Regions from separate parts of the Homo sapiens genome. Here region 2 is linked to region 1. A link is an interaction called in ENCODE POLR2A ChIA-PET data of the cell type or tissue named here. Cell type or tissue: MCF 10A. All regions are shown on one strand. Links, peaks and the distances in the headings refer to the core of each region. The heading gives the core; the rest is flanking DNA. Region 1 overlaps EBF1 (EBF transcription factor 1). Region 2 has its middle 6.1 kb from the start of RNF145.

The links. ChIA-PET counts read pairs that join two places held together with the same protein. Peaks named below come from ENCODE experiments on the same cell type or tissue, not always from the same donor. Only the 100,000 strongest peaks of a DNase experiment are listed, where the experiment ranks them.
Region 2: POLR2A ChIA-PET joins it to region 1 with 6 read pairs; 2 of 35 experiments call an interaction of 5 or more read pairs at or near these places.

Annotation. Positions count from the first base shown.
Region 1 is chr5:158,999,177-159,004,564 of GRCh38, reverse strand. The region is part of intron 6 of EBF1 (EBF transcription factor 1); the gene reads left to right. Among named protein-coding and RNA genes, the nearest start is that of EBF1, 98 kb to the left of the region's middle. In MCF 10A, for the core only: no CTCF peak of the experiment used is centred there; DNase peaks (open chromatin) are centred at 714, 1,344 and 3,124.
Region 2 is chr5:159,212,951-159,218,338 of GRCh38, reverse strand. No RefSeq gene overlaps it. Among named protein-coding and RNA genes, the nearest start is that of RNF145, 6.1 kb to the right of the region's middle. In MCF 10A, for the core only: no CTCF peak of the experiment used is centred there; no DNase peak of the experiment used is centred there.

The DNA of each region.
Region 1 (5,388 bases), core at 61-5,060:
TACCTACCTACCTACCTACCTACCTACCTACTACCTCTCTGTCTTTTTGGTTTGCTACTTTATAGCAAAATGATAGTGTTCTGGAAAGACCCGAATTCTGGTCCCAGGTCCTGTAAGTCAGAGCTGTTGAACCTTAAGATAGTCCTGTAGCCTCCCTGGACTTTGTTTTTCTTATCTGTAAAAGGAACATAATAGTATGTGCTTTGCTGACTTAATATAGTCAGAGTGAGGAGGAAATGAGACCTCAAATTTGATATCACTGAGAAGCAGTTTTTTTTTTTTTTTTTGGAGATGGAGTCTCGCTCTTGTCACCCAGGCGGGAGAGCAGTGGTGTGATCTTGGATCACTGCAACCTCTGCCTTTGGGTTCAAGTGATTCTCCTGCCTCAGCCTCCTAAGTAGCTGGGATTACAGGCACCTGCCACCATGCCTGGCTAATTTTTGTATTTTTAGTAGAGACGGGGTTTCACCATGTTGCCCAGGCTGGTCTCAAACTTCCAACTTCAAGTGATCCGCCCACCTTGGCCTCCCAATGTGCTGGGATTTCAGCTGTGAGGCACTGTGCCCAGCCCACTGAGAAGCATTTTAAAGCCAAATGATGATTGCCATTTTCCTTGATAGAAATTCTCCCAACATTTTAGTGTCTCACAGTTCTGGCTTTGCAGTCAGGCAGGGCTGGGTGAGAACCCTGACTACACCACTTACTCATCCATGATCTCAAAGGAGCCACTTGTGTAATCTTAGCTCCATCTTCCTCATCTTTAGAACGGGAGCAGTGATAGATCACACCTACTAGAGCTGAAGTGTGGATTGAGCCAGGTGAGATTCATGAAGTTTGAGCACATGGCTTGTGGGCATGTGCTCAGTCCTCAATGAATGTAAGCTGTTGTCACGCTTTGAGTCCCTCTGCCTATATTGCTAAGAATTAGAACATTCTGAAAACAGATCCGTGCATATGTGCTCTAAGAATGCACAATACACAGGCAAGCTGTCATTTTAAGAGGAAATCATCCAAGGTCTTCTGGTTAGTCCTCAATAATCACCTTCTATTACAATCAGATTAAATCTTCAAGTGGTGGCAGAATGCCAGTTTTTTTTTTTTTTTCCTGCAGTTGTGTTTCCTGTGCCTTCTAGTGGTATTCAAAATACTTCACAATTCAACTCAAGAAATTTAGCACATCTTCAGAATAAATTATTATTGTCATTAGCACATTACCACCCAAGAAAATCTGTACAGGAACAGAATGCCCAGAGTGAGACACTGCATGTTCATCAGCTTGTGGGTGCCATATGTATGGGGATGTTTTTGTTTCGGCTGTTGCTTTTTGTACACCAAAGCTAAAAGCAAGACACACCCAGTGATGTTTGTTGATCTTGTGACTAACAGAGTTAGCAAAGAGCCAATTAAAGCAGTTCAAACAGACAGAAAGATAAAGATGCCAGTGCAGAGAAAAGTCACAGCAGCAATAACCCTTGATAAAAGGGCAAATGGAACCAAGATCTTACCTTTCTTGAGCTTATATATATAAATGTATCTGGCAGTAGAAGCATCCCAAACTTGCATCATGAGTAAAGAGTGATCGAAAGGAAAATCTGTTTTGATTATTTTCACAAAACTTCCTTTTGATGTGCACCGATTTTAATCAACTTTCCTACACAGCTGCAAATTAGTCCTCTAGCTCTCCATCCACTCTATTGCTTTCTTTCCTTATGATTCTTGTTACATTTTAGTTTAGCACATGACAGATCCTTTTTACTTTACAGATTTCCAAAGGTGATAATTTCTTACATTTTACATGACTATGTATACTAAAGATGAAGTACTGCTTTCAAGTACAATTTTAGGTGCCTATATGGCTTCATCCTTTGAATAGCACTCCTTCCTCCTTTTCTATATATATAAAAACTATGTCAGCCTTGAACTCAAACTAAAATTTCTTCCATTAAAGGGTATGTTCATTATTTACTGTAAGATGAATGCCCTATGGATTTTTAAACATAAGCCTGGAAAATAGGAAATAATTCACTCTGGCTTGAAAAGGGTGGAGATTTCTTTGTTTCTTTTTATATTTATTCAGGAAAAGCTGACAATCGTCTCACATTAATGAACTACACCATCAATCACTGTGTTGACAATGAGCGGAAAAGCGAGGTATATGTCAGGCTAACGGCATATTGCCTTTTTCAGTGAGGGCATGGCTGTTTATAGCACTTTCATTGGCAAAATACTTTTGCACTGGAATAGGAATAGAAAGGAGAATTAGAAAGGCAGCCAGTGGAAAGAGCTTTATGTTTTCAAATTATGGAAAAAGTAATAGGGGAAAATTGAGAAATGATTATTTTTGTACTTTGTGTACCTATCCCACAGGACTTGAAGAGTAAATGGAAAATGAAAAAAAAAAAAAAAAGGCTTGGGGGAGGGTGGTTTCTTTTATTTCTCACCTTATTCTACTGGGCTGTTGTCTTTCCCTAAGATCATGGCAAAAAGTTTCAGAGATTATGTACAACAACTGTATTGGAACCCTGCAACCATTACAAAATTGAATTAGAAGTAATTGGTTTTATGCTACTCTGAGCACCCACCATAGCTTAAACACATACACACATGCGTGCACGCAGGCACACACACACACAAACACACACACACGGGTGATAATGAAAAATACTTTGGTGGCCTCAGGAAATGATAGAATTTTCTCCCATGTTTAGCTCCCACTCTCCTGAGGAACAGGTTGGTAAGGAGATTAACTAAGCCCTGGTGAAATCACTGTATCAAACAATATTGTGGTGAACTGTGACTCAGGCTTAACAGCTATGTGGTCCTATAGCCCCTGAGAGGAGGAACCTTCATCTGTTTTGGGGAGGGCACTTTATCCTCTCCTTAAAAATCTAAACAACTTTAGTGTCAACTTAATAAGTTGGCCAAAAAGGACAAGATGAAGGTAATATCAGAAGCTAGCAATTATTAGAGGGGGTTAGTATGTGTTAAGGACTCATAACAGCCTTGTGAGGTGGGGGAATATCGTTTCTTTTACAGATAAGCAAACTGAGGCTCAGAGGGATGAAATGATTTGCACCAGGGGTCACACAGTCAGTGAATGGTTGAGTCATAATTTGTGGATCTTTCTTAACTACAGATTCCAGTCTCTTCAATGCTAGACCAGTGATTTTGAAATCTTTTGGCCTCAGACTCCTTTACACTTTTAAAAATTGTTGAAGATTTAAAGAAATTTTGTGGATGTGGCTTATGTCTATCCATATTTACTGTCTTATAAATTAAAATGAGAAATTAAAAAAAATTTCTTTCTTACTCATTTAAAAATAACAATAGCAACCCCATCACATGTTAACATAAACACAGTTTATAATGATAAAATAACTCCATGTTCTGAAACAAAAACATTTAGTTAGAAGAATGGCATGGTTTTACATTTTTACATTGTCTGACTTTTAATAGAATACAGTATTCTCATATTTGCTTCTACATTCTGTTCCTGGATGTCATTTTGATTAAAGTATATGAAGGAAACCCAGCTTCATAAATATATATAGTTGGAAAAAAAGAGGAGTATTTTAATTGTTATTTTTCAGATAGCTGTGACTATTCTTCTTTGATACCACACCAAAACTTAACAAGTTTCTCAAAAGTTAGTTGTGTGATACCTGAAACAATATCAATGAATTTTTTAACTCCTTACATTAAAATACATTGGTATATCTTTCACTATGAATAGGTCTTTTACCCATCATCATTTTGTAACATCACTCATTGGTCATTTGAAAAATATTGGTTCACTGAGTTATGTTCATTGAGTTATGTGACATACTTTGTTAGACAATATCAACGATTTATGTTCATTAATATCACCATTGATCTCATCAGAAAAGGTATTGGAGAGCTGCCAATCTCATAGTTGTGGACCCAGGTTTTCCAAAATTCTAATTTTTACTTGAAAGGTGAATTTTATTATTGGCAACACCTGCTGTCAATAGTTTTCTTTGAAGTGACAGTCTTACTTTTTGAGAAAATGTTTGCAATACACAAGTTTGAAAAGCCATAGTTTGTCAGTTGTATTTTCAAGTAAAAATGCTGTTCTATGGAAAAATCAAAACAAAACAGAAAATAACTACTTCAGCTTGCAACTCAGACAGTTGCACAAATGCTTTATCTGGACATGACCATTGTACTTTTTGGTATGCAGTGAAAAGCTTTATCTGTATTACTCATTTTATCATTTTATCTCAAAGAATACTACGAAGATGTAAGGAGGGTCAAGATTTAATAAAATTTAATATTTAAAAAAGTTTAATAAAATTAGTAGTTTTATTACTTCAACAACATTCTTAAATGAAGTGGCTTTGATGCTTTGTGTTTGTGTGTGTGTGTGTCTGTACTGCAAGTGTGTGATGGAGAAGAATACAATGATTAGTGAGTACGGTTTGGCATGATTGCCATGATTTTCACAAGGCATGAATTGCTTCATCTATCATTGCTTTTGCACCTTCAGCACAAATGTCAGGTCAGTAGTATTATAAGGAAAATAGTTTTCACCCCATGGCCCATAAAAGAGACTCAGAGACATTCAGATTTCTGCAGGAGCACATTTGAGAACTGCTGCTCCACACAATACTGTCTCTCAAAAATGCCAGTGATGGATGTATCAACAGCTTTCTGTAGCAAAACAGCAGAAAAAGTGAACAGTAGGAAAAGAGTTGGATACCATTATTCTTACAATAAAGTTTTAATGCTTATTTTTCTATATGTATGTCTGTCTGTAATGGTGGATAGAGGCTTCGTTAAAATGTCAGTAGGTTTTTATTTCTTATTGAATCTTTGTGCTTCATTTCAAAGAAGAAAGAAAAAAATACACTACGGATCAGTGGATAGCATAATTTTGAGACCATCAGCAACTGCTGAACTTAGTTTTCATTTTTACCATGTCAACATTGGAACACACTGATCAGTTCTCTGTTTATAATCCTGAAAACTTGCCACTTGGAATAGATTTAAAATATTTGTGTATAGTTACAGCATTTTAAGAGGCAAAACCCACCAATTTCTCACAAATGCTTGGAAAGCTTTCTGTTCTCTAACTGAAAACATCTCATGTTCCCGCTTAGCCAAGAGAGAGAAAAAGATTTGAAGACAGATCCTTTAACTGGATGTAAGGAGTTCTCTAAAAGACTTAACAACTTATTCGAAAGTAGTTTGTCTTAAAGAAGAAACCTGTCTTGGTTGAAGTGAAGAAAATTTGGGATTTTTATGGAAACTAATTATAAGTACTAATGCTTTTGAAGTTATGTCTCCGTTGCTTGGAACAACTATTGGTCACATTTTCTGTTTTTGGGGCATTATACACTCTTAGGAATTGCCAGTGTTTCAGGCTGC
Region 2 (5,388 bases), core at 317-5,316, 210 kb before region 1:
TTCTGGGTGCACGTCTTTTTTTTTTTTTTTTTAATATATAGCAGTTTATTAAAAAGAATATATGGATACGCAGCGGTAAGTGACATAATTGATAAAAGAGGACCCACAATATCACTGATTCTCCTATTACTCCATGAAACTACTCCATGCAGTGATTTACAAGGGACCCTGGTTTGCAGGGTGCACAAGTTGCTTCACATTATAGAATATATAACACATAGGAGTTGTAATTTCATATAATCTGAACAATTGGCACCACTGTTACTGGTATCTTAACTGGTAGAAGCTAGCTGGCTTTTTATAACTGATCAACTATTGTGAGAAGCTGTTGACTCTCCATGGGTTGTTTGAAGATTTTTTTTTCTTTTTTTGAGACTGGGTCTGGCTTTTTTGTGCAGGCTGGAATGCAGTGGCGTGATCTCGGCTCACTGCAACCTCCGCCTCCTGGGCTGAAGCCATCGTCCCACCTCAGACTCCTGAATAGTTGGGAGGGACTACAGGTGCATGCCACCATGTCTGGCTAATATTTTTATTTTTTTTTAGTAGAGATGGGTTTTCGCCATGTTGGTCAGGCTGGTCTCAAACTCCTGACCTCAGGTGATCCACCCACCTTGGCCTCCCAAAGTACTGGGATTACAGGCGTGAGCCACCATGCCCGGCCACGCCCAGCTAATTTTTGTATTTTCAGTAGACACAGGGTTTCACCATGGTGGTCAGGCTGGTCTTGAACTCCTGACCTCAGGTGATCCACCCACCTTGGCCTCCCAAAGTGCTGGGATTATAGGTGTGAGTCAGCACCCGTTCAGCTGACTCCTATGCATTTTTCAACACTCAGAATATCTCTCCCCATCCCCTCAAGAACCCACAAATGGGCTAATCCCACCCACTTCACACTATTTGCATTTTCATGGTAACATTTTCTCACCTCTATCACAACTAACCCACACCACTTTGTATATCTGTGATAACCAACCCACATCATTTATGTGTCTGCCCCCACTCTAAGACATTGGAAGGTCTTGGGGTCAGAGACTCTTGAGATTTACTGTTACATCCTCAAAGCCTAACATACAATAAAATGCAAATTTCCGGCCTGTGGGGTGGCTCACACCTGTAATCCCAGCACTTTGGGAGGCTGAGATGGGGGGATTACTTGAGGTCAGGAGTTTGAGACCAGCCTGGATAACATGGTGAAACCCCATCTCTACTAAAAATACAAAAATTAGCTGGACATGGCAGTGGGCAACTATAATCCCAGCTACTTGGGAGGCTGAGGCAGGAGAATCGCTTGAACCTGGGAGGCAGAGGTTATGGTGAGCCAAGACTGTGCCACTGAGCTCCAGCCTGGATGAAAGAGGGAGACTCCTCTTCAAAAAAAAAAAAAAAAAAAAGTAAATTACCATTAGCAATCGCATAAAAAAATACCAGGCATGGAGGAATTAATGTAACAAGAGATATGTAAAATATCTACGTGGAAACTAAAAACCTCAGCACGATCTTGGGAAACTCAACAAGCTGATTCCAAAATTGATAAGGAAATGCAAAGAACCAAGATCCTCCCGAAAACAAAACAAAACAAAGAAAACCAAGTGGGAAGATGTGCTTTACCACATATCAGCTTCTTAGAGTCACTGGAGCAGTCTGGTGTCAGCACAAGGATAAACAAAGAAACCAGTGGGATAGAATAGAAAGTTCAGAAACAGATCTATTCAGATATGCACACTCAATTTATGACAGAGATGGTGCTGTGGAGCACAGAAAAAACAGGTTTAAAACAAGCATTACAAATAAAAAATATTAAATTTAAACTAAAAATTTACCTTCCTCAAAAGACATCATTTTGAGACTAAAAAGGGAAGCTACATAACAGAACATTTTGCTTGACACATAATTGACAAAGGACTTGCATTCATAATATGCAAAGAATTACAAAAGAAAACAATAAGCAAAGGACAACGTAAGGGAAAACTGGGGAAAAGACTTGAGCAATTCATCAAAAAGGAAATCTAAAAAGGCCCCCAAAATACGAAAAAGTACTCAACCTTATTGGCAATTAGGGAAATGCAAGTTAAAAACCCCACTAGAATGGTTAAAATTAAAAGTCTGACAATACCAATCATAGGCTGGGAGACAGGGCAACAGGACCCAGATTGCTATTAGGCAAGTAAGGTGCTGCAATCACCTTGAAAAACAGTTTGGAGTTACCTAAGAAAGTTGAAGATACGTAGCCCTGTGGCCCAGCAATTCAAGGGAAATATGTACAGGTGGTGACCAGGAAGGCAAGTGCAAAAATGTTGACAGCAGCATGATTCACCATACCTATGGCTCCAAAATGAAACTTTAATGTTCATAAATTCAATGTTCATAAGTACTAGGATGATTAAATCATATTCTATTCATAGGACAATTCTATACTGCAATGAAAATGAAATAACTGTAGCCTCACGAGAACGTAATTGAATCTCACAATGTTAAGGAGAAAAAGCTAGTCACAAAAGAATATCTAGGCTGGGCATGGTGGCTCATGCCTGTAATCCCAGCACTTTGGGAGGCTGAGGTGGATGGGTCATTTGAGGCCAGGGGTCCAAGGCCACCAAAATGGTGAAACCCTGTCTCTACTAAAAATACAAAAACTAGCTGGGCATGGTGGTGCATGCCTGTAATCCCAGCTACTCAGGAAGCTGAGGCAGAAGAATCGTGTGAACCCAGTAGGCAGAGGTTGCAGTGAGCCGAGATTGTGCCACTGCACTCAAGCCTGGGTGACAGAGAGAGGCTCTATCTCAAAAAAGAAAAAAAAAAGGAAAAAAAAATCTAATACTTGATTATTTTATGCAATTTATATAGCATTCAAGAACAGGCAGAACTAGACTACAGTTTTCAGGAATTCATAGTTAGGTGGTCAAAGAAAGAAAAGAAAGTGACTACATTAAAGTCAGGAAAATGATTACCTTTGGGGCTAGTGAGACAGCTGTGAATGAAAGGGCATGTGAGGGTCTTCTGGGATGTGGACAAGCTTATATTTCTGGATAGTGGTTAAATGGTTGTATTTCATAATAGTATGTGGAGCTGTACAATTGTGTTTTTATGTACTTAACATTATTATTATTAGTTACCTCCTTATGTTCATAGCAGCATATTATACTCAGGGATGGGTGACAAGCAAATTATAAGGATTGAATGCCTTGGGACTCTTAACTGTAAATAATCAAAAACACAACCCAAACTGGCTTAAGCCAAAAAAGGTAATCTATTGGGTAATATAAATTAAAGAGTGAGGAGGTCAGCATGCTGGCTTCAGATAAGGCTTAGAGCTCTTACACTGTGACCAGGTCCTGGTTTCTTTTTTGTCTCAGGTTCTCTTTCTTCTGTTGGCTAAATCTTCAGTTGGTTCTTTCCTTTTGTATCCCAGATAGCTGCCAGTAAATTCCTGGGATTACAGGTTTCCTTTTTTAGGTCTAGCAGAAAAGAGAAACTTTGCTCTTCCCATAGCTCAGTCAAAACCTCTGATGTTTAGTCCTACCTCTGATTGGCCCAATGTGGCTCACGGGTCCTTCCCTGGACTAAGCACTAAGGGAGAAAGGATAAACTGGTGGAGCCCATTCCTGGTCAATGGCCAACAGACCACCTGTTTATTCAAGGTTCAAGTTGGTATTAGAAAGAAGAAGAGGAGAAGAATAGCGAGGAGGTAGCTAACAAATGTCTATGACAATCAATGTCCATTTTATTTAGTTGAATATCATCACACATAAACAACAACACACAGTTTTGCACTACTCCCTACCTCAGGCTTAATCAGAACCAAGGCAAAGAAAGTAGCTGGATAGAACAGAGGTGCCAGTTGAGCTAAAATCTGAAAACAACAGCAAAAATATAATTTGTTTCTGCTGATGTTAGTGATTCTAAACAGTCACAGGTGCTCAGATTGATGAAAAGCAAAGCTGGCTTGTCAGATTGGATCTTCTTTAGAGATATTTTGAGGTGAACTGAGAAAAATCTGAGTATTGACTGGGCAGTAGAGGATGTAGAGAACTATACTCCATTTTCTTAGGTGCGGTAACGGTAATTGGTAAAATTTTTAGAAGCAGCAGCTTGGAGTATTCAGGAGTGAAGTGTGTTGATGTCTGTAGCTCTCTAAAATAGCTTAGCAAAAGACACACACACATAGATAAAGCAAACATGCAAAAATTACCAATTGTTGAATCTAGATGGTATGCATATGGGTGATCACTAGAATATTCTTTTAATTCTATATGTTTGAAACTCTTAAAATGTGGGGAAATAAAAAATGTTTTCAGAAAAATCTGAAAATTCCAGACAAACAAAAAAGCTGACTTATTTCTATGCTTTCTCTTCTTATAGTCTCAGGTATTAGTTCCATACCAGGGAGAAAGAAATACATTTATTTTGGTGTTAAAACAATATAAGTTCTATTGCTGTTTTCAGTTATCCACGAAAAGTGTTTATTCAGCACCAGCTATGCGTATGAATCACTTAGTGTTAATATAAAGTTACAATTTCATCTTTATCTCCCTATTAGAGAATAAAAGTTGACAATCAAATACTACAGACAGAAGGAAGGGAACTAGGCCAGGTGCTGTGGCTCATGCCTGTAATCCCAGCACTTTGGGAGGCCGAGGCATGTGGATCACTTGAGCCCAGACCAGCCTGGGCAACATGGCAATATCTTGTCTCAACACAAAAATTAGCTGGTGTGGTGGCGTATGCCTGTAGTCCTAGCTGCTCAGGAGGCTGAGGTGGGAGGACTGCTTGACCCTGTCTCGAGGAAAAAAAAAAAAAAAGAAGGAGGGGGAACTATTGAGGACTTTGTACCAAGAATATTAGCACACATCACTTCATTTATTTTTCACAACAACCCCGCAAAGTAGATATTATCACTATCCCTATTTTACAGACAATAAATGGAGGTGTTCTTAAGTTACGTACACTTGGCACAGGGTCCCATAGCTAGCAGATAGGAAGCATCTGAATAGAAGAGTAAATCTCTCATATACTGCTGGTGGGAATGTAAAATGATGCAGCCACTTTGGAAGACTATCTGGCAGTTCCTCAAAAAGTGAAACCATAGAGTTACTATATGACCCAGTAATTCTACCAAGACAAATGAAAATGTGTCCACACAACAACTTGTACATGAATGTTCATAACAGCACTATTCATAAATGCCAAAAAGTGGAAATAACTCAAGTGTCCATCAACTGATGAATGAATAAGCAAAACACGGTATATCTATCTACACAATGGAATTTTATCTGGCAAGAAAAGAAAATTAAGTACCAATACATGCTACACATGCATGGACCTCAAAAATGTTAAGTAAAGTAAGCCAGACACAAAATGCTACATATTGTATGATTCTCTTTATATGAC